Linked DNA regions of Homo sapiens: region 2 is linked to region 1. The links are chromatin loops, found by intact Hi-C in ENCODE. Cell type or tissue: PC-3. All regions are shown on one strand. Each heading gives the region's core, and the rest is flanking DNA. Links, peaks and the distances in the headings are about the cores only. Region 1 has its middle 280 kb from the start of LINC02403. Region 2 has its middle 330 kb from the start of LINC02403.

The links. Hi-C counts contacts between places; a loop is a spot of excess contacts. Peaks named below come from ENCODE experiments on the same cell type or tissue, not always from the same donor. Only the 100,000 strongest peaks of a DNase experiment are listed, where the experiment ranks them.
Region 2: it touches region 1 in a loop (4-fold over the local background); 2 of 110 quality-filtered maps call a loop at or near these places.

Annotation. Positions count from the first base shown.
Region 1 is chr12:58,360,185-58,371,498 of GRCh38, forward strand. No RefSeq gene overlaps it. Among named protein-coding and RNA genes, the nearest start is that of LINC02403, 280 kb to the left of the region's middle. In PC-3, for the core only: no CTCF peak of the experiment used is centred there; DNase peaks (open chromatin) are centred at 4,427, 4,837 and 8,067; H3K4me3 peaks cover 660 bases; H3K27ac peaks cover 4,547 bases.
Region 2 is chr12:58,408,371-58,419,684 of GRCh38, forward strand. No RefSeq gene overlaps it. Among named protein-coding and RNA genes, the nearest start is that of LINC02403, 330 kb to the left of the region's middle. In PC-3, for the core only: a CTCF peak has its summit at 8,024 (motif pointing right); DNase peaks (open chromatin) are centred at 5,671, 6,231 and 8,081; H3K4me3 peaks cover 1,210 bases; H3K27ac peaks cover 4,944 bases.

The sequences.
Region 1 (11,314 bases), core at 1,552-9,551:
TGGTTTGGCTTGATTACTAACTACTGTCTGGAACCGTGTTATGAGAAAAAGCTAGACCATAACAGCACAAAGCAAAGTTTCCCAACCTTTTCCTAGGCAATGATATACCTGTAAAAGTGTTGGGGCACATCAGGGGGCTGCCAGTGTCAAAGATGTAGAGGCACAGGTTAGGAGTCCCTGAACATACTTCCACCAGCAAATGGATCCAAACAAAATTGGAGGAACCAGGGAGACTACCACCAAAATATAATATGCTTCATCTTTCAGTTTCTGCATGGGTTGAGTGGTGTAGTAAAGAAGAAAAACAGCCACGTTCCTAACAGAGACCAGGTTAATTCTTCTTCGATATTTGTGAACACAGAAAGGTGATTTACATTCTTTGATATTTGATGGGCCTAATTTTGAATCCTGGCTGTATCACTTCGTGATCTTGGGTAAATCACTTACCTTCTTTGAGCATCAGTTTCCCTGTACCTGTGTGAAGGGTAGTGCTACTTTCATCATAGAGTATTAAAAGGCTTAAAATAAATAATATGTATAAAGTGGTTACTCCAGTGCCTGTAAATAGCAAGCACCATGTAAATTGCAGTGTTATTTCTGTCTCTTACATCCAAGTAATCTTGAAATTTAATCAGTAAAGGATATAAGAGCTTTAATGATATCTTAAACCAGATTTCAAATGCAGGAAAATTTATTTTAATAAAAAGCAAGGAAATTAGAGAATATATAAGATCCTGTTTTAATCGAGTCCTGCTCCAGCTTTTAGAAACTTGTGGGACAAGAAGCAGCTTGGGGCAGGGCAAGCATTTGAACATCAGAAACTGTTATCTCCACAGTGGGGTGAGAGGACAGCGAAGCCATGAATTTGAAAACAGGGAGAATAAAAGTTCCCTCTGCGCCTAGCAGGCTAGGACAAAGACATGAAAGTCACTTTTGAGAATAACTTTAAATGGAATCAGCAAAACTGGACTGTAACTTGATTAACTATATTAACATATCTAAAAGAAGAACTGATCGTTCAAAACTGCAGTTGGCCAGCAGTGGAAGAACAGAAAATGGAAAGTCAGAGGCAGATGTTGGCAAGTGTCCTCCTAGGACTATCCAGGGAGAAGGAGCCTTAGCTCAAGGACTTGGAATTTTCCTTACCCATTGGCAAGACCATCCATCGCTGTGAAATGTCTCTCTCAGGCCCTCTCAGCCCAATGTAATTATACATTCAAAGCTATAACAAATTCATTTTGTATGGATTCTATACATTTCATGAAATATTGTGATCATAATTTAGTTCCCCATATAATTTGCTTATAGAGAAAAAATATATACATCAGACTGAGAATCTTATATTAGATTCTCATCTTCCCTATCCCCTTAGAATTCTTAGGGGTTCCTTGAAGTCCCCTTAGAAGCCACTGGGGGAGTAGAGAAGGAGAAGAGGTAGGTATGAGGGGCTTAGCTCTCCTCCCTGAACTAACTCAACTGCTCCATTTTTACTCTGTGAGTAGAAGATTTTATCTAACTCAGTGATTCACATTGATTTGTATTTATATTAGAATATATTTGACCATAATTCTTCATAATTGGAATTTAGATTAATCTATTCTGAAGTTCAATAAAGAATTATCCATAGCCAATTATGAAAGCAGATGTGTACATGATCCCTGAAATATGTAATCCTAAAATAACAGGCATCTCACTGAATCCTTTTACATGCATATACACACACACACAGAGACATACACACACGCACAATTGACATGGGACAGAGAGGTGGATAAGGTTTTGCTCCATGTACATAAATTTAAGGTTGGGGTAAAAAAGCAACTTTCAGAGCCATTTCTTTAACAAAGAATTCATGGGCTGAAAAATGATTGAAAATATTCAGTCTAGATGATTTGTAAACCTCCTGGTTGGCTATAAAAGCTTATTTCTGGGATTCTACTTTTGAACCATTATTGAGCATCTTTTGAATATATGGAGACACAAACACATATTGGGTTACATCCATCCTTTGCTCTTTACCACAGTTGCCAGTTACCACTACGTTCATTCTTCACCCCAGTGATTCTTTTTTATTTATTTTTTGCTTTTATTTGAGATGGAGTCTTGCTCTGTGGCCAGGCTGAGTGTAGTAGTGCTATCTTGGCTCACTGCAACCTCTGTCTCCCGGGTTCAAGAGATTCTCCTCCCTCAGCCTCCTGAGTGGCTGGGACTACAGGTGTGCACTACCATGCCCAGCTAATTTTTGCATTTTTAGTAGAGACAGGGTTTCACCATGTTGGCCAGGATGATCTTAATCTCTTGACCTTGTGATCCACCTGCCTCGGCCTCCCAAAGTGCTGGGATTACAGGTGTGAGCCACTGTGCTTGGCTACCCCAGTGATTCTTAACCATTGGTGTGTCCTACAGTTATCTGTAGAGCTTATTGAAAACTCATAGGGTTGTCTATACCCCCGACCTCCTATCAGAGTCTTTGGAATTGGGACCCAGGCATGAGTATTTTGACAAAGTTCTACAGTTGATTTTGATGTTTACCAGCAGCTGAGAACCATAGTTCTATTCTTTTCTTTGCTTGTTAAGAATTGGAAAAAGGAAGAAAAGTATTCCTAATACTAAGAAAGTCTTGTGGACACACTGATTGAGCAGCAGTGCCCTAGACCCCACACAACAGGAGACAACAACAAAATGCTATTAGGTTACAGGTGAACACATTATACATTGTGCAATGGACTTTAGCTATGCTGACAGCTACAAGGAACAATTTGATAAACAGTAGACTTGTGTATTTGTGTTGCATGTCTAAGGTGTCATTATAATAAGGTGTCATTATCCTTAGGAATGAGAAAACCAAGATAATTCAAGCAAGTTCTCTACAGTCAAACAACTGGAAAATGGCAGAGGGAGAATTTGAATGCAGGACTGTCCGATACTAAAGCTCATGTCCTTTTCATATGGCATACGATGGGCCAAGATCAGGTAGATAAATGGCCTTTTAGTAGAGCACAAGCCCACAGACTAGTTATCCTAATCTTGTGGTAGTGTAATTGAGAAGCTGTGACTCCTAATTGGTATTTTATAACCTAGGGCGAGTGCAGTAATAAGACGCTGTGTGTTAGAGCAAGAAAGGTTACCTGGATCTCAGGTGTAGGTTGGGGAGATGTGGCTGGTGAGAAAGCAGTTTTGGTAGGCATATAAGGAGTTTCAAGGAGCAGCTGCAGGCATGGGCTTCCCAGGACATGTCAGGAGCTCCGTCACAAATAGGCTGACCAGTGCTGCAGTGTGGGGGAACTGCAAGAGACATGAGAAGCTGCCCACGGAGACTCCCTAACTGATGACCTTCTTGACATAGCTTTTCCAAAAATCATCTCAAACATGTGTCATTTCTTTGTGTTGGGAACATTCGACATCCTCCTTCTAGCTATTATTGTTAACTGTAGTCATCCTACAGTGATATAGAACATTATAGTCAAAGAAATTTACTTTCATTTAAAAAACAGTGTCATAAATACTTTGAGATTAACTTTTTGTTTAAGATTAATGATTTGACTATGTGTTGGTTTGGTACAAAGAGCATTAACCTGAAAATCAGGAGACCTGAATTCTAACCCTGATTCAATTACCAAGTGGCTGCATGAACTTGTGGAAAATACTTTACTTCCATGAATTGCTTTTGCTTCACTTGTAAAACAAGAGGGTAGAATTGCTGCTTAGAGAATCCCTAAATTTTCTTTTGGAGTCACAATTTTTAAATTCTTTTATCTGTTTTGTTTACTGCTATACCTCCAGCATCTAGAACCATGCCTGGAACCCTGGAACAGAGCAGGTGCATAATATATACTTGTAGAATGAAGGAATTAAAGCATATCTGAGACAGAATTGGAGTTGGAATCCAAGCCTCTCTGATTTCAAAATCCATGCTCTTTGCATGATTATCCTACTGGTTGTTTAATTAACTAAAGACATTTGGATCAGAATTCCCAAGACTCTGGAAACCACAATTCTGGCCAGTTAATCTAAAGTCATTATGCCTTTTCTAAACTTCATATGGCTTGCCCAATTCAATCCCTGACAAAGTGTGTTTGTCAGCCTTAAGTAATAATGAATCTCTGTTAATAGCATATGAAGAGGAACTGGGTAGTGGGCAGGAGGTTAGTACCACCTGGTAAACCACTAATACAAATGGATATGTGTAAAAAAGGAAATACTTGTAGGATGGAGAAGTGGTACAGAGAGGAGTATAATTTACTTTATGGCAAGTGGAAGGGTCAGACAAGCCTTCAGAGGTGTGGTAAGGCCTGGAAAGGATCCTGAGATGGTACACATTCCTCCCCATGTGTCTAAAATGGGGAGACAGAACACACAAGGGATCCACCTAGACTAAGTTAGAACCTGCATTTCAGGCAGAATTAGGCAGAGCTAAAATTCCTAGTTCCTAGTCACCCATGAAACCACTAGATATTCCCTTATGTTAGGAGCTTTATTTCAATGCATTCATTAAAAATACTTTAAGCTTAATTATTGCAGCCTTTTACTTATGTGTAAGTAAAGTATTATGTGTATTTGGGTATTAAAAGTCACTGTTCTCTTTCTTGGGAATTATATGTTTTCATAAATCATTTTTTGGTGTTGTCCTCCTAGTATGCTAAAGGAGACCTTGATTGTAAAAGGTTAAATTGAAGATGAAGTAGAATAAACCATCTAGGGTTTCTGCTGTGTAAACTTGGTGTAAGTGTTGAGTCAGCTGCCTTTACTGTTGAGTGGAATCTGCAGAGCCTGTTGCTCTGTAGCCTGAATTTGTTCCCAGTGTCTCTGGTTCCCTATTGGTTTATGGCCAATGACTAATGCTTTACCCACGAGTCATTAAACCCATTCTGCACTTTTCTGGTTCCCTAATCTTCTTGGAATTCATCCTTGTGTCCAGTGGTCCAATGCTCTAACTTGGTATTTGGATGACTGAGTGAACAGAAATGGCAATAAAAATGTATATGTGATATAACAGTTCAAAATGCAATTCCCTTTAGAGAAGTCTTATGAGCAAATAAAATTCCTCCCAAATCATTTCAAATCATTGGAAGTATTTGAAGCTTTTCAGTTTCCTTTGCACCTTCATGAGAGGTCAACACATACAGCAAGGGTATCTGCTAGCTCTGCACACACTTACTTTGCCAAAAAATTCAGACTTCCCGGGGCAACTCTACTTTTTAAGGCTCCTGATTAACTGCACTGATGTAAGAAGGCAGAAGCGTGGATAATCTAATATAGATAGCAGCTGATGAATATGCATGTATTTGATGTTCTAGAAAACTACTTTAAAAGAACAATGAAATACCACTGATGGCTAAACTTAGGATGAGACGAAAAGATGTCCACCTCCTGGACTACTACTCAATTCTCTGAAATCCATGTCACTCTAAGAGCTGCTATTTTCACAGAAAAGAGCTAGGAATGGTCCAGTAACTATGCCAGCAATGTGGCAGACTAAGTGGGAGAGAAATGGCGTAGAGTGGGGAAGAAAGTGGGTATAAATAAGGCATGGGAATGTTCAGCTCACAGGGGTGGGTGAGGAGTTGGGGAAGGGGGTATAGATTTAGCTGCTTGTGTTGACTGACATTTAGCTTTACCCATCCCAACACAAGATCCAAAGGCTAAAGCCTGGCAGGAAGGCCACCTCAAACTCAAGTAACTGATAAGTATCCCACAGGGAGGTGGAGCACAGAGAAGGAGGACCTGTCAGATGTGGTGTTTGGGAGTTGAGGCAGGCAATGTCCAATCATTCTCTTGTAGATGGACGATGTAGACAGGGGGCTAATCTGTATGGCTAGGGCTGACAATGACTAGGGTAGAGCGAGACAGTAGTAAGTCAGATAAGAGAGTCCAAATTGTCTACAAGTAAAAGTGCTTGATGCCGATATTGGGAACCTGAATGTGAAACCAGAGGAATCATAGCACCAAATATATGGAAGCAAGAAACCATGGGTCCAGACAGGAGGCTGACCCTGGTGTGTCCCTGAGACACAGAGTATGTGACCCAGCTGGATTCTTTGTTTTTTTTTTGTTTGTTTGTTTTTGTTTTGTTTTTTTTGAAATGGAGTCTTGCTCTGTTGCCAGGCTGGAGTGCAGTGGTATGATCTTGGCTCACGACAACCTCCGACTCCATGATTCAAGCGATTTTCCTGCCTCAGCCTCCCGAGTAGCTAGGATTACAGGCATGCACTACCATGCTCACCCAGCTGGATTTTATGTGCTCTCTTTGGAGTGACATCTGGGGTTTTCAGCCACACTTAAAGGGCAGGGGATATGGACAGGCAAGTGATTAATTGTCTCCAGCAAAATCTGTTTTCAGGTTCCAGGGCACTATCTAGAGCATCCAAATGCTGCTGCCTAAACTGAAGTCCCAGGTGCCCAGAAGGTACGTTCTCTGGGTGGATTTTTTCTGGTTGGCCTGGAGAGGTCATGGACTACTTCCTAAAATGGGCCACTAAAGAATTTAGCCTTCGTGAACCCGGGAGGCGGAGGTTGCAGTGAGCCGAGATAGTGCCACTGCACTCCGGCCTGGGCGAAAGAGCAAGACTCTGTCTCAAAAAAAAAAAAAAAAAAAAAAAAAAAAAGTAGCCTTCAATAGTTTTTGACACTTGAAACAATAATTACTGCATTTCTTGTATGGAATTTTATACCACCTTTATGTTTACTAAATGAAGCTCAGTCCTGAAATATTTTCTGCCCACTTTCTGAGGAGAAAATAATAGAGTTGTATCCTTTATAAGTCTATTTCAAAAAGGAGGCTGCAAGTTGCTCCTGGGGAGGCATGGCAAAGACAGGTTCTGTACCTTTGTGGCCACAGGGCCTAAATATTAGTGAGATCCATTTCCAGAGAATGCCAACATTAATACAAAAGAGTTTAAACACCATTTACTGATATCCACCATTGGGAGAAATTAGCCTCAGGGCTTAAATACAAAATGTGCTAGTGATGAAGGGGCACATAAACAAACAGAGTATATCTTTTGAGATTGGACTTGTCTGGATGACTGTAGTCCTGAGAATTTGAGGGTATGCTTAAGATCTTATGAGTTCAGGGGTGATGTGTTTCTTGCAGGACTTCAAAAAGTCAGGTCACTTCTGTTGAGTCGTGCTCAGTCATTTTGAGCTTCTACAACTAAATTGCAAAGGGAGCAGTGTTCACACATGGTGAAACCATCGATTCACTCTTTATCCAAAGTTCTCTTTATTTGTGATTTCTCACCAGCACGCTGATGGTCACTAATCTCCTGCTGTCAAGATCTAGTTTCACAAGTTCCCCAAGCGAATCAATTTCAGGTATTGATCATTTGGCAACTGCTAATTGCTGTAGCTAAGAATTTAATTCAATGGCGAAAAAAAGGTCTATTTGTTCTATCCTTGCTATATATATGTTTTTGTAAGAAGATGCTTGTTTTTGCTTTATTAGCTATCCATTCTTTAATGTAAAATCAGTAGGCAAAACCTTGTAAAAATGGTATGATTTGTTGGCATTAAAGCTGAGATTGCCTTCAGGCTGCATTAATTTATGTATCTTTAAACATAAGCAAACTTTTACTTAATTCTTCTGTTTCATTTTAATTTATCAGCTGTCTCTATATAAGACAGGAGGCCTATTCTTCAAATAAGATTACTTTCTTTGATATTAGGCAACCCATCTTATTCTCTCGAGCACATTTTCATAGAAATAGGAGGATATATTTTTCTTAAAAATCATCAGCTGTGTCTCCAATTTCATGATTACTAAGGAAGTATGCAAAGGTAAAGGACAGGAAACTGATTCGTTGATTCAAATTTTGATGAAAAAAAAATCCTTCCCTTGTTGGCTAATCTCTTACTAGCAGAAATCTGAAAATGTTTTCTTGGGTAGAAAAGAGTAATTTTTCTTGGAAACTTATGAGATCAGGCTTTGTTTGATGCCCAGTGAGACAAGGGACAACAGTTCAGTTCACTGGTTTGCTCCTGGGAGCAGAGGCAAATTTGTCATCAATTATTCACATGAACCCAGAGCTGTGGTAGGGAAGAGGGAGGTTTGCTCAGGAGAAGCCAATCTTGAATGTGTAAGAGCTGTGGATTTTAAAATACAGCTTTGTGGCCAGGTTTTTGACATCCTGAAATACAAGTTTTTTTTCTTTTTTTTTTTGGGCCTTAAGATGAAACCTACAATATGAGGGTAAACAGTGGCTATAGATTAAGACATCATCTCCTTTGCGAGATGAAATCATCCACAGTTTGGCTAAGTAGTAATGTCTTTAGAGTTCAAAGTTTATAACTCCTACAGCCATTAGGAAATATTTTCTTGTATACATACATATATGACATCTGGGTTTCACACTCTACTCAGCTTCTAAGGTATTGTTGAAGACTATGTTGTCCAGCGTCATGACCATTAGATACATGTGGCTACTGAGCACTTAAACTCTCTCTGGGCTAAATTCAGATATGCTGTAAGTATAAAATACACACTGTATTTCAAATGGAAATGAAATTTCAAAATGGAAATATATTAATATTTTTATAAAATGGAAATATATTAATATTTTAAACATTGAGTACATATTAAAATAGTGATATTTTTGCTGGCCAGGTGCAGTGGCTTACGCCTGTAATCCAGCACTTTGGGAGGCTGAGATGGGTGGATTACATGAGGTCAGGAGTTCGAGACCAGCCTGGTAAACATGGTGAAACCCTGTCTCACTAAAATACAAAAATTAGCCAGGCATGGTGGTGGGCACCTGTAATCCTAGCTACTTGGGAGGCTGAGGCAGGAGAATCTCTTGAACCCAGGAGGTGGAGGTTGCAGTGAGCCAAGATTGTGCCATTGCACTCTAGCTTGGGCAACAGAGTGAGACTCTGTCTTCAAATATATATATATATATATATATATATATATATATATATATATATATGTAGGATATATCAGGTTAAAGTTAATTTCATCTTTTTTTTTACTTATTTGATGTCTCTAGAAAATATATATGTATATATGTACATATTACACATATTTCTATTGGACAATGCTGGTTTAAGAATATTCATTGTGACAAATGATCCTTTGATATTCCATGGTGAGCTGTGAAAAGTTATTGGAACCCCAGTCACCAGGTCCTGACATTCAGGGATCCTATCCCAAGTGTCTCCTCTGAGCCATAACTCCTGGCAGTATCCACTCTCCTGTCTTTGCTCCATATTTGCTGTGCCCCTCTTAGCTATAGCTGCTGTTCCTGTCATTGCCTTGAGACAGGGCTTACTTTTGCTCCACTCCTATCGCTGGTAAATGGGAGAGGAAACAGGGTCCCTATCTGTTACAAGTGCCTTTATGTATTTATTTCTTTAAGGAACCAAATAATTTGACTCTGTTTGTTATAGTTTGCCTGATGCTAGACGTTGTTCATTAACCTTCCTCTTTAAGTTTGTTATTTTGATTAATTCTTGGGATAAATTCGCTTGGGGCAGGGTTGGAAAACAATACAAACATCCTCACACAGTGGACCATGCTTAGAGAGCTTCCTCTTTGCTTTGACTTGATTCACTGTTTGTGAATTTCTTACTCTACCACACGTTGCCAAGAAGATGAGACCCAACCACTGGGCTCCAAGGTTTAGTCATATCCTCTTCTCTAGGAGGGGACATGTCCTGACTTTCTGGAATATGCAGATGATATCCAGCTTGGGTTCTTATTTTGGGACTATTATTGCCTGTGATGTTTAAATAATTGATAATGGGTACCAGTTGTCAAATAGGGATTCAAGTACACTATCAGTTTTATACAAGGAAAGCTGACTTAGAGAATGGTGGCCTGGCCTCTTATATCCCAGCTGAAACTTGCCTGTAAGTCCTCAGCAGAGAAGCTAGAGAATGTTGGGTCTCCTGGTGGAGGCCCAGCTGTTTGCGGCAGGAGGCAGAGGTGGAGAGAGCACCCAGCATAAGAACAAATGAGTCAAGAGAGCAAGGAGCTTGGCTGTGTAAACTTTGATGTTGTGACCTTACTCTTGGTAAAGAAGGTCCCATGGATTTCAGGAGCTCCTTGCCTCACCCATTGGATAAGTTACTCCTTCTTCCCCTGGGAGGAGTGAGTAAGGGGATGGAGACAGGGAACCCAAATATTTGTTCCTGTACTCCCCTTCCTTGGAAGTAGAGAAGTTTCTTATGTTTCTGGAATGTGAGGGAGCAGAAGTAAGCAATCCTTATATCACACACTGTAGAAGTTAAATCATAGTATTATAGATGATCAGAGCTGGCAGGGACATGAAATGCTGTCTGGTCCAACACCATCATTATATATAAGAAAACAGCCCCACAAAAGTGCATTAACAGAGTCTGGGGGGAGCTCCCCTGTAAAGTCTGCTGCATATTAACACCTCTGAAAAAAAAACAGGAAGAAAAACAGGCTGCCAGTTTGATATAGCTTATGCCTCAGTAGAAAGTCTGTATGCATGTTTTTGTCTTTAAATATCTGCAAAATTTTTAAATACAATGAATAAGATTGCAAATCTGGCATATGAAAGAATTTACATTTTGGTTTGGCACGTTTGGTGTGGATTTACATGCAACAGCGGAACTAATCCAATTGAAATTAATATTTTCATTTCACTGCCATAAATTCACACAGACCTTGAGGAACAGATCCCCAAAAGTAGTGGTGTCTGGGACTCAGATTGTGCTGTTCATGGACAGAGAGAATTGGGTTTACAGAATATTTTCACCAAACTCTGTGTGTTGAGTAAGTGACCTGCTGTGAAAAATGTAAAAAGCACTAATACATAGGCCAGGTCTTGTTAGTGAAAAGTCTGACTTAAAGAATTAATAATAAATAAGTCTCTAAACATGAGTATTTCAACTTTAAAGATGGTATACACAGTGACTAGCAAGTAGAATGGTTAGAGGCATGCACCTCTGGACTTCTGCTTCCATTTATTTGTCTACTGTAACAGTTACCACACTGCATTGTAATTATTTGTTTACATGCTCTTCTACTCACTAAACACACATCAATCATCTGCCAGATGTCAGGCACCATGTTGGGCACTGGAGAAAATTAATGATCTGCATTTTGTCTATTGGCCTATATAAAGGATTTTAGTCAAGCTGATTGAAATATTTGCATCTTCTGCTTTGTCATCTGTAAAATACTGAGTGGGGATTAACATCCCATCAAGTCCTAAGATATGTATGAAATAGAGGTTTTTGAGGTTTTGAAGGATGCTTGAAAAGTTTATCCTGTCGTACAATCTGAGTCCTCCCTTTGCTTAAGACACTGTCCCAAATTGCAGTCAATGTATTTCTCTCCCATGCAAAG
Region 2 (11,314 bases), core at 2,114-10,113, 49 kb after region 1:
TTTGGCTTTTCCATTCTCTCCTTCATGCCTACAATGTGGACATGATATTTGGATGCTAGGGATAATGAGTAAAAGGCCACACAGAGACAGTGTCCCTGAAATCTTTGAGCTGCTGTGCTAGTGACAGCAGCTGCTATCCTCAGACTTTGTAATTTATAATAAACTTACATGTCTAAACCATGGAAAACAGATCTCTCTTACTTGCAGACAAACCCAATTCTTAACTGCCACAAATGCCTTCAGGGACGAAAGAGAAATCTGGCAGAAGATCCATCTTGGGCATGGGAGTCCCAGAGCATTCCTCCAGGACATGACTGTGCAGAGGTTTGTCTGCTGACCTTGGAAGCCTTTGCTCAGGAAGTACAGGAACAGTGAGAGTGCATTATGCAGGCCAACTGGCACAGTCTGTCCATGTGTTCACAATATGCCTTGAACATTGTCCCTTTCTCTATTTAAACCTAATTGTATGTCCCCCTGAGAACTAGTTTTGTTTAAATTATAGCTGACTGTTCTAGATCTATTAAATAGTGATATTATGTCTAATGGACCTTGACTTTACTCTTTTTCTTATTATATGCGAACAGGTGGGAGAGAAGGGATACTGAATACAATTATGCATTTCATTACTGTTTAATTGATTCATTCATCAAATAATTATTTAGTGCCCACTCTATACCAGGCACTGTGTTAAGTTTTGGGGATACAGTGATGAACATGATAGATGGTGTCTCTGTTGTATGGTCTAGACTTGGGATAATATTTTACCTTATTAATTGCTTGCTATGAGCTGGGTATTGTATTGGGTACGTTGTACACATTATCTGATACAATCTTCATGCCAAACCTATGAGATTAGTTATCATAGTCTTTTGAAGATTTAAAAATAAAAATGAATATCAGACTAATTTTATGAATATGTTACTATGGCTAGAAGGTGGGGGTGTTGGGATTCTACCCGACTTCAAGGTTATAATCTTAACTAATTTGGAAATCCCCAATGACTCTGTTTCTGTTAGGGAATATATGAACCCCACATGCCCTAACACTGGCTTAATGAGTGGTAGGAATAGAGGTGGAGATGGGCACTAAGGGGGAAGTGGGTGGAAAGAGGCTTCCTTTATAGAGAAGACATCATGAAGGAAGATATCAGGATATTCGAGTGGATGCTGTGTTCAAGTCATGGCAAAGTGAGAGACATGTTGTGAGCAATGTGATGTTTGCGTCTCTCTCTCTGTTGCCCAGGGCATAGCTTGGGTGTCTTTCTGCTATCCTGTTGGGTCAGTTGGAGCAAAGGGCCATTTTGTTCCTGTGATTTCTGCACATTTCTGCTGGAGATGTGAACCAACAGGCTACGGTTGATGGGGCACATGGTATCCTGGAGCCTAAGAGATAGGCGAAGATTGGGACAAAGTGTTGGGTAGTGCCAAAGCAAGAACAGGTCAGGAGGGCTAGTCATACGATGGATTGAGGCATTAGATACCAAGAAAAGATGTGTGTTCCAGACCAGCTCTGGCTTGGTAATCAGACAGAGGTCAGAAAAAGTCAGATGGCGGAATCTGGGTTAGTGTCCCATAGGGGCATAGAGCAGATTCTTACTGTCTTATATGGGACAGCACGAGTCATTCCCAGCCAGCCCCACTTCTGAGACATCTATTCTAGGCATTAAAGAATTAGACCTTTTAAGGCCTTGCTGCTCTTCTAGAATGGACCTTGCATTCTCTGTATTTTCTCAGAGACTCTCATTTTTCATTTCCTACAGCATATTTAAATCTTAGGGCAAATTGGAACTCAGCCATCTGGGTTGTCCTCTAGGCTGGGTAGAAACTCATTCACTGGAGTCCATGGATACATTTTTAAAAGAAATTTAGATATTCTCTCTCCCACCCTCAAGAATTGGGGATCTTGACCCAGATTCTGTAACCAATGACATTAATTTGTGAGCTGGATGACCACCACAGAGCAACCTCCTGTGGCTATAGCACAGTTTTTCTCTGAGCACAGCTCACTTCTCTGAATAGAGATGACACCTGTGGCTCTGATCCCAGGGGATACTACATTAATTGAGCTGATCTATTTAGCATGGGCACAACAGCTGAATCAAAGGTAAGGGTTAAAGAATGCTGCCAGCCATCTGGGCACAAATAGACTCTTTACCATCTTTATGATTGGCTCATCAGAGAGTGTTGATGTTTTTCCTTGACTTTTCTAGGAAAGAGCTCATCCACCATGATGTTTTGATGATTTGGGCCATCTGTAAGAAAAGCAGCTGTTTTACTCCAAAAAGGGTATTTGAAAGAGTGATTATATGTTCCCCGTGATCCTTTGAAAATGAGGAAGGGCATATTTTTTAATAGAGCTAAACTTTTAAAAACTCAAATTTGAAAAATCAACTGTAATATCTTTTCTCCCACAGAGAACATTCTCTTAGGAAATAGCCTGTTATGTCGTTATCAGTTTGTCATCTACCTTTTATTTTACAGATAATCTCTGTAGGTGACTGTGAAAAACCTCCCAGATTTTTCCTTTTATGTAGACTATCATTGAGATAATATTTCTTCTAGATTTTCATCCTATTTGGAAATGATTATCATTCATCTCCAGATGTTTTGAGATAATGTCTTCCCTTTTTCCATTTTCTATTATTTCAAGTATTTCCCCTTATTCTTGTATAATTTAACAAATTAAATCACATCTTTCCTATACTTCCTTTTTCTAGTTTAAGTCTTTGTTATCTCTTTTCAGAATCTCTTTTCAATGCTTTCTTAATGATATTGAAATTTTAGAGGTAATTCACAATTATGTTCTCTTACCACATTAAAGCATATGCATATATTTCAAGGACACAGGAAGTTCCTGTAGGCTATTTTTAAATATGCTTTAATTTTCCTGATTTCTATTAAAAACCTTTAAAATATAATCTTTCATTTCTCTAAAGTCTTAGAAAATATTGATTCAAAACGACTTAAATGTTTACTTTTCTTAGGAGTGAAACACTGAGTAATTTTTTTGAATTTTAAGGTATTGATCCACTCCTTATATTTTCAACCCAAATCTATTTGGTTGCTTATTGAAAAAAAAAGATTGCATTTCTAATCTGTGAATATAGTTTTTTCTGCAAGATGATAATAGTTTGGGTGGAAAATTTCTGAAGAAAGTCTTCTCAGGGAAAGTGTTATTAAATTCACCAAACATTTACTAAGCACGGACTGCTCTATGTTCCTAGCTTTTGGTAAGACAATCAAGATGAATAAGACTGTATTTTTTTCCTCAAGCTGCTTATAAGAGATACGTAAGCAGAGTCAGATACAAGCTATGGGAGAATATGGGATGAAGGTTAATTTTAACTGAAGAAATCACAGAAGGTGGCATTTGAAAGGCTGAGAGAACTACGATGGATAAGGAAGGAGAGAAAGGACATTCAGGCAGAGAGAGTAAGAGCATAAGGTGAGGGAATTATGCAAAAGACCAGGGAGTAAAACAGCCATATGTGCAGTAATGCTGGAGTGCAGGGCATGTTGGGAGATAAGTTCGGGAGAGCAGGTGGGCCAGATTCTGGGAGACCTTGAATCTCATGTTAAAGAGATTGCATTTCTTAAAATTAAACAAATTTAAAAATTTGTTTTAGAATAGAGATGGGGTCTTGCTGTGTTGCCTAGGCTGGTCTCAAACTCCTAGGTTCAAGCAATCCTCCCACCTCAGCCTCCCACAGTGCTGGGATTACAGGTGTGAGCTACCACACCCAGCCAAGAGACTGCATTTTAATCTGTATTCAGTAAGGAACTGCAGAAGGATTTGAGCAGAAAAATGATTTGGTCATTCTGATGTATTGTAGAAAATGGGTTAAATCATGCTGAGGTCAAAACCTGAGACATCAGATTTAAAAATGATTGCAAAGAGAAAGATGTAGAGAAGTAGCATTTATGACAGTCTCTACTGTGTTTCTAAAATGACAGTGAGTATGCCATAGTCTTCATTACAGGAGGGTACATACAAGGAGATAGTTTTTTTTTCCTCCATAAAGTGAAAGCAAGATTATTAAGAGAGTAAAGGAATAAAAGAATGGCTACTTCATAGCCAGAGCAGCAGCATGGGCTGCTTGACTAAGGATACTTTTTGTCACTTCTTGATTATATGCCAAACAAGGGGTGGATTTTTCATGAGTTTTCCAGGAAAGGGATGGGCAATTCCCCGAACTGAAGGTTTTCCTCCCTTTTTGACAGTATAGGGTAACTTCCTGATATTGCCATGGCATCTGTAAACTGTCACAGCACTGGTGGGAGTGTCTTTTAGCATGCTAATGCATTATAATTATTGCACAATGTGGAGTGAGGACAACCAGAGGTCACTCTGGTTTTGGTGGGTGTTGGCTGGCTTTTTTATTGCAACCTGTTTTTATCAGCAAGGTCTTTAAGACCTTTATCTTGTGCTGACCTCCTATCTCATCCTGTGACTTAGAGTATGTAAACTACTGGGAATGCAGCCCAGCAGGTCTCAGCCTTGTTTTACCCAGTCCCTATTCAAGATGGAGCTGCTCTGGTTCAAACACCTCTGACATATTCCCTCGCCTCCCTTTTATAAGAGAACCCTTAATCCTAAGGGTTGTAGGAGGATGAAGACCCACCTTCTATAAATTCTTCAGGCTGAATAGGAGTGATGATATTCCTGCCTAACTATTAGTGTCCTTTGTATTAAGGAGAGAGACAAGCTTAGTCAGAAAGCATCAGCATGGTAAGGACCATTCATAACTCTGACAAAAGGTAATATCTGGAGGATTAATAAGTGTTCAATTTAAGAAAACATTCAGTAAACTTATCCTGTATTCCTACACAAAGAGTACAACAGCAAATGTATTTCATAACAGTAAAGCAAAATAAGCAAAATTACCCCAAATAAACCAAATTAGAAGGCTTTCCATGAAGTGGGCAACTGTTGGAACCAAGCTGATATGGGGTTGCTAGCTGATTCCAATATGTGCCCAGAATTAGAATATTGATCCAGATTTTTTTACATTACCCATCCCTCTTGTTTCTTTTGAGCTATAGCCAGAGATCACTGGTTGGTTTACAGGAATAAGCAGGGTTAGTCTAAATTGCAGGAAACAAGCTTTAAAAAGCTTAAAAATGAGACTAGAATCTAACAATGAATGTACCATAGTTCTTGAAACATATTTTTTTTTTCTCCGTGCAGTTTCCCATTTTTACTAAAGACAAATCACGGTAAGATCAATTTGCTTTATTATACTTGGCCTGATTATTTGTATAAAGTGCAGCAAGAATAATAATTTTTTTACATAGGCTTTTAAAATTGGTTTTGATGGAACTTTGTTCCATAAGGAATCTCAGATAAGACTTTTTTTAAAGCCAAGCTCAGCCATGGGTTTGTACCCTTAAATACCTATGAACTGGGTAAATTCCTTTTCTCTTGAGGTCCCAAGGTTATGTGGGGCTCCTGGGACTGTAAGAAAGTGACATTCTGTACTTATCACAGGTCAGGAACCCTGTACAGGGACTGCGTAGGCAAAGTATGAAGCTAGTTTTCCCAAGGGGCTTTTATTGGCCCTATAAGTCAAGTTTGACTCCTTAAAGGAAAGCATGCCATTCCAGTCAAATCCTTGGTCAGATAAGCAGTTTCTAAGGGAGGTTGTTTGAACACAAACTTAGTCATGCTAAATGTGGCAGATATTACTAATGTTTACTAATTTCCTTTTCTTTCTGTGTTCAAAGAGCACTGGGCTTCCCAGGTCCTTGAAGTTAGGCATGGCTGTCATTTCCAGGTGGAAGCACATAAGAACTGGTGTATGTTTAACTGTTTTCTTCCCTGCCACTGCACTCATGGAAATATATGTGGATATAGAAGTGCCACAAAAACCAAATGGCCTATAATTCTGAGCTAGCACATGGAAGGTAGTACCTTAGAGTCATCCTGACCTGAAGTAAACTTTGGGTACACAGAAATAAACTTTTGCTGCATTAAACCTCTGAGATTTTGGTGGTGATTGTTCCTGAAGCAAAACTTAGTAGACCAGGCCTATCTAATAGAACTTTCTATAATGATTGGAGTGTTCTGTATCTGCACTGTCTGGTATGGTAGCCACTAGCCACATACAGCTATTGAGCACTTTAGGTGTGGCTGGTGTGACTCAGGAAAAGAATGTTTAATTTTATTTAGTCTCAATTCATTTAAATAAGCATTGTAAACCAAAAAGTGACTGAGTCAGGTCTCAATTGATTAGAGGTTTACTTAGCCAAAGTTGAGGACTCACCAGGGAAAAAACATGAATCACAGGAGCATCTGTCATCTATGCTTTTTCCAAAGGGGATTTTGTGAACTTTGGTATTTAAAGAAAAAAGAGCATGTAGAGTGGGTGGGGAGTGGGTGGGGGGGTGGGGAGGGAAGGAGGGTAGGCAGTGAGGCACGTGGTTACATTCTTGTGAGACTCTGATTAGCCTCAGTAAACCTACATTTTACATGTGAAAGTAGGGAGTAGGGGAAGCGAGGCTATGACATGGGTTGTGAAATTACAGCAATCTGGAAATAAAAGGAAAACAGTATGGGTGACAGTTTCCAAGCTTAACTTTCCTTTTGGCATACTGAGTTTGGGGTCCTGAGATTCTATTTATCTTTCACAGTATCCTGGCTGATACTTTAAAGGATTTCTTTAACACCTAGAGAAAATATTCCAAAACCCCTTGCAACTGAACAGAAAATACAGGAGATGAGGAAACCTTGAACCAAAGTGAACTAGTAGAAGGGAACTTTTAGTTATGAAGACGGTATGTCTTTCATCTAAATTCAGGATAATACTTCACTGAAAAAGCAATTGTGCAGTTTCAGAATCTGGTAGGTAAAAATGATACTAAAGAAAAAAATCTACTTAAAGAAAACTTGTATTGTGTTCCTACTATATAAAAGGCATAATGTTAGCTGCTTAAGTTTTATTGACTTATGTATTTGTTCACCAAATTTTTAATGAGTGCCTACTGTATACCAGGCATATGATAGAGTCCCCAGGCTCTGGCAGATACACTAGTGAACAAAACAGACAAAAATATCTGCCATTATGGAGCTTACTTTCTAAGCAGGTTGAAAGACTATAAGCAAACGTATTAAAATAATGCCAGAGTGTGATAAATGTCATGAATAACGACAGCTAGCACTTATTGATCACTTCCATATGCCAGGAACTAGTCTATTTTGCATATATTTATCCATTTAATCCTTCTAATAACCCTATGGGACAGGAATTATCATCATCACTATTTTTTGATAAGGAAACTGAGACCCAGGGAGATTAAGAACTATACAAAATGTTTGTCCCTTGGGAATTCCTATGTGAGGAGATAAACAATGATGCCATTCAGTTGGTAAATACTGTAGGCAAAATGTCCCAGATATGCTGGGGGACAAAATAAAGCAGGGTCAGCTCTGCTTGGGGGAAGTTGTAAAGAGGAGGTGGATGCAGCTAAACCCTAGAGGAAGAGTGGGTATTGTCAGGGAGACAAAGGAGGGGTGAGAGTAAGTGTTCCAATTAGAGGGCATGCCTGTGCAAACTGTGCTAAGACACAGTTCCATGTGGGAAGATGCTAGAGACCCAGGAAGCAGCCAGACTGTGGAGTGTGCTGTGCCTAAGACATCTGACTGTCAGGAAAACTCAGACTGTACAAAAGTGAGGAGAGACAGATCCAACCATTTTCCTACCAGATTAGTAGAGAGTTCTAACTGAAAGGTAGTCATTTCCTTCTAAGAAACAGCTTTTTCAAGTAAGGCTTCTGAAAATGAACTCTCTAACAAGGCTAGGAGAGATAGAAGGCAGACCCAGTGGGTTACTTGGGTCAGAAGACTCAGCAGGGTCAGATAGGCAGAAGCTGAGGTTGTCGGGGTAGAATTGCTACCTCTGAGGACATCAGATGCTGTCAGTGGGGAAACTGCTTGTTAGGTGAAGACTCAGCATGCATAAATATTTTGAATGTTACATCAGATGGTTATATTTTAAAAGTCTTTAAATGAATGTGGCTTACAAAGTTTTAACAGAAGGGGGCACTTTGGACATGGGAAAGATGCCCAGAAAGGAATCAAAGGCTGATGGTTCTGGGAGTCCCAGGGAAAAAGTCTGCCTAACCCGACTTGCTCACAGAGCAACTCTGCAGCTTTGGACAGGACCTCTCTGTGGTTTAAGACATAGATAAATCAGGCACTGTGGCTTATGACTGTGATCCCAGTAACTCCAGAGGATGAGGAGGGAGGATAGCTTGAGAGCAGGAGTTTGAAATCAGCCTGGGCAACATAGCAAGATCCTGTATCTACAACAAATTAAAAAACAATTAGTTGGGTGTGGTGGCATGCGTCTGTAATTCTAGCTACTTGGGAGGCTGAGGCAGGAGGATCACTTGAGCCCAGGAGTTCAAGGCTGCAGTAAGCTATGATCATGCCGAGGCAACAGAGCAACACCCTGTCTCTAAAAAAATATTAAACAACAAAAAAACATAGATAATAACAATACTGAACTCACTGAGCTGTCCTGATGGTTAAATATAAAAGCACTTTGTAAACTATTCAGAACCTTATTACATCATCCCATCTAGGGACAAAAGTAACTGACAGAACTAGTGAAGGCTGCTACATTAAATTTACCATGGTAGGCTAAATAATGGTTCCCAAAGATATCCATGTCCTAAACCCCAGAACTTAGGAATAATGGCAACAGGGTGAATATTACCTTACACGGCAAAATATGTGATTACATTAAGGATTTTGGAAGAGGGAAACTATCCTGGATTATCCATGTGGGCCCTAAAGTAATCACATGTCCTTTTAAGAGGGAGGCAGAGCTGGGTGTGGTGATGCACACCTGTAATCCCAGCACTTTGGGAGGCTGAGGTGGGTGGATCACCTGAGGTCAGAAGTTGGAGGTGAGCCTGGCTAACATGGTGAAACCCCATCTCTACTAAAAATACAAAAATTAGCTGGGTGTAGTGGTGTGTGCCTGTAATCCCAGCTACCCAGGAGGCTGAGGCAGGAGAATCTCTGGAACCCGGGAAGTGGAGGTTGCAGTGGGCCAGGATTACACCACTGCACTCCAGCCTGGGTGACAGAGCAATACTCTATTTCAAAAAAAAAATGGTAGGGAGGCAGTGGGAGATTTGAGGGAGATTTGATATGAAGGAGAAGGTGATGAGACAGGTGCAGAAAGCATTCTGAAGATGTTACTTGTTGATGGTGAAGTTGGAAGGAGTGGCCATGAGCTAAGGAATGCAACTCTAGACATTGAAAAAGGCAAGGAAATAGATTTTTCTCATAGAGTCTCCAGTGAGAGTGCAATCCTGTCAACACCTTGATTTTAGCTTAGTGAAAGTGATTTCAGACTTCTGGCCTCCTGAACTATAAGAGAATAAATTTGTGTTGTTTTAAGCTCTGAGTTTGTGGTATTATTATTATTATTATTTTTTGTTACAGCATCCCCAGGAAACTAATACACTCACTAAATACTTATTGAAGACCTACAGTGTTCAAGGGATTGTGTTGGTATGGCTGGGCCTATAATGATAAGTAAAAATGATTAGTATTTTCCTCTTTATTTATCCTTATATAGGAGGACATTAAAGCAAGAAATATCAATAAAGGCAAAATGTTAAAGCTGTAAGAGAAACAAGTATACATTATGCTTATTCAGTGGAAGGGGAGATTCTTGAGCTAGTTGGTAGTTGGTAGGATCAAGAGAGCCAAAGTGGAAGGAGGGACAATTAAAACAGAACTAAAAGGAAGTGAAAATAATGGAAGGTAGAAGTGGGACAGAAGAGGTTGTACCAGGTAGAAAAAAGTGAACAAAGATGAGAGAATGAAATGTATGTTTGAAGAATAAGGAATAGTCCATTTTTGCTGTAACGTAGGTACTTGGATTTGGTTAGAAGGGAGCATCAGGGCCCTACGGTGCGAAGTTGTAGCTGCCAGCCTAAAGGATTTATATTTTTCACTAAACAATGAAGCATCGTTAAAGGTATTTGCATTAAGGCATCTTTATTTTATATTTAAAATATCTGGTTAGTTAAAACGTTCTGGGGGAGATTGTAAATGTTGCATATTAAAACAATTGTGGCAACTAAAAGAATTTGTGGTCAATTTTTCTGCAGTGCAAAACTTGCTTATGCATTATGATGACTTTACTATATTTGACATTTTTAAAACATACTTCTGCAATAAGAAAACAAGACTGAAAACTAAATGAAGACAGCTTTTTATTGAATTAAAAAATGTTACTGTACTTCAAAGAGAGAGTCTGATGGAAAAGATGATGAGTGATAAACAACGTACTAGCTCATGGATTTGGTAGCTATTCTCAATATAAAAAATATAAAAAATATAAAAATTTCTAACGCCATAAAGATGTTAAAACTGATATAATAGAAGAAGGAGGAGACTAATAGATGTATAGATAAAATAGAAGGACTGATAGTGATAGAGGCAGGAGGCAGAGAAACTCTAGGCAGACAGGGGTGGGTCCCTGGCAAAACCCCACCTTCAAGCCAAAAAGCCTTAAACCCGCAGCTCAACGTGAGAACTTCCATCCCAGTGTGCTCGCTCTTTCCTGATTGGATCTTTCTGAATAGGGCCTTTTTACCAATCGAATGTTGCCTTTTGCAAAAGTGCCTATGGCCCACCTGCCAACCATCCTGTGCCTAAAAGACCCCAGACTCAGCCAGTAGAGAGGAGAAGCGGCTGGACGTTGGGAAGAGGCAACTTGACTTCAGGGGAAAGCGAACTGCCCTTCCTGTCCCCTTCCAGCTCCCCTCTCTGCTGAGAAATGCATTTACCACCCTTCAGTTCATCCACACGACCTCATTCTCGTTGAGCTCCAGGCAAGAATTCGGGATCTACCAAGTGCAGGTACCCAAAAAGGCTGTCACACTGGCCCTTTGCCCTCACTGGCAGAGGGCAGCCGCCCCATGTGACAATGGAAAGGGCCCACTGAGCTGATAACACACTGCTGTCCGTGGACGGTAGAGATAAGACAGCATTGTAACACACCCTCTGGGGCCTTGGGGTCGCAGGCACCCCGGTCTGTATGCTGCTATGGGGCCTGCATGAAGTTTGCTCCTGCTGGCACTAAAGCAGCCAACTGGTTCCTGCACTCACTTGCCTATGTGCTCCCTCCTGCAAGGGGTGGAGTGGGGCGCACCCAAGTGAATGGAGTTTTCTCCTGCCGGTGCCAAAGCAGCCGGCTGGTTCCTGCACTTGTTTACTCTCGCACACTCTCATGCGAGGGGTTGAGTGGGGTAGGCTGAGTAAATGGGGCACCCCTGTTGCAAATCCCATGAAG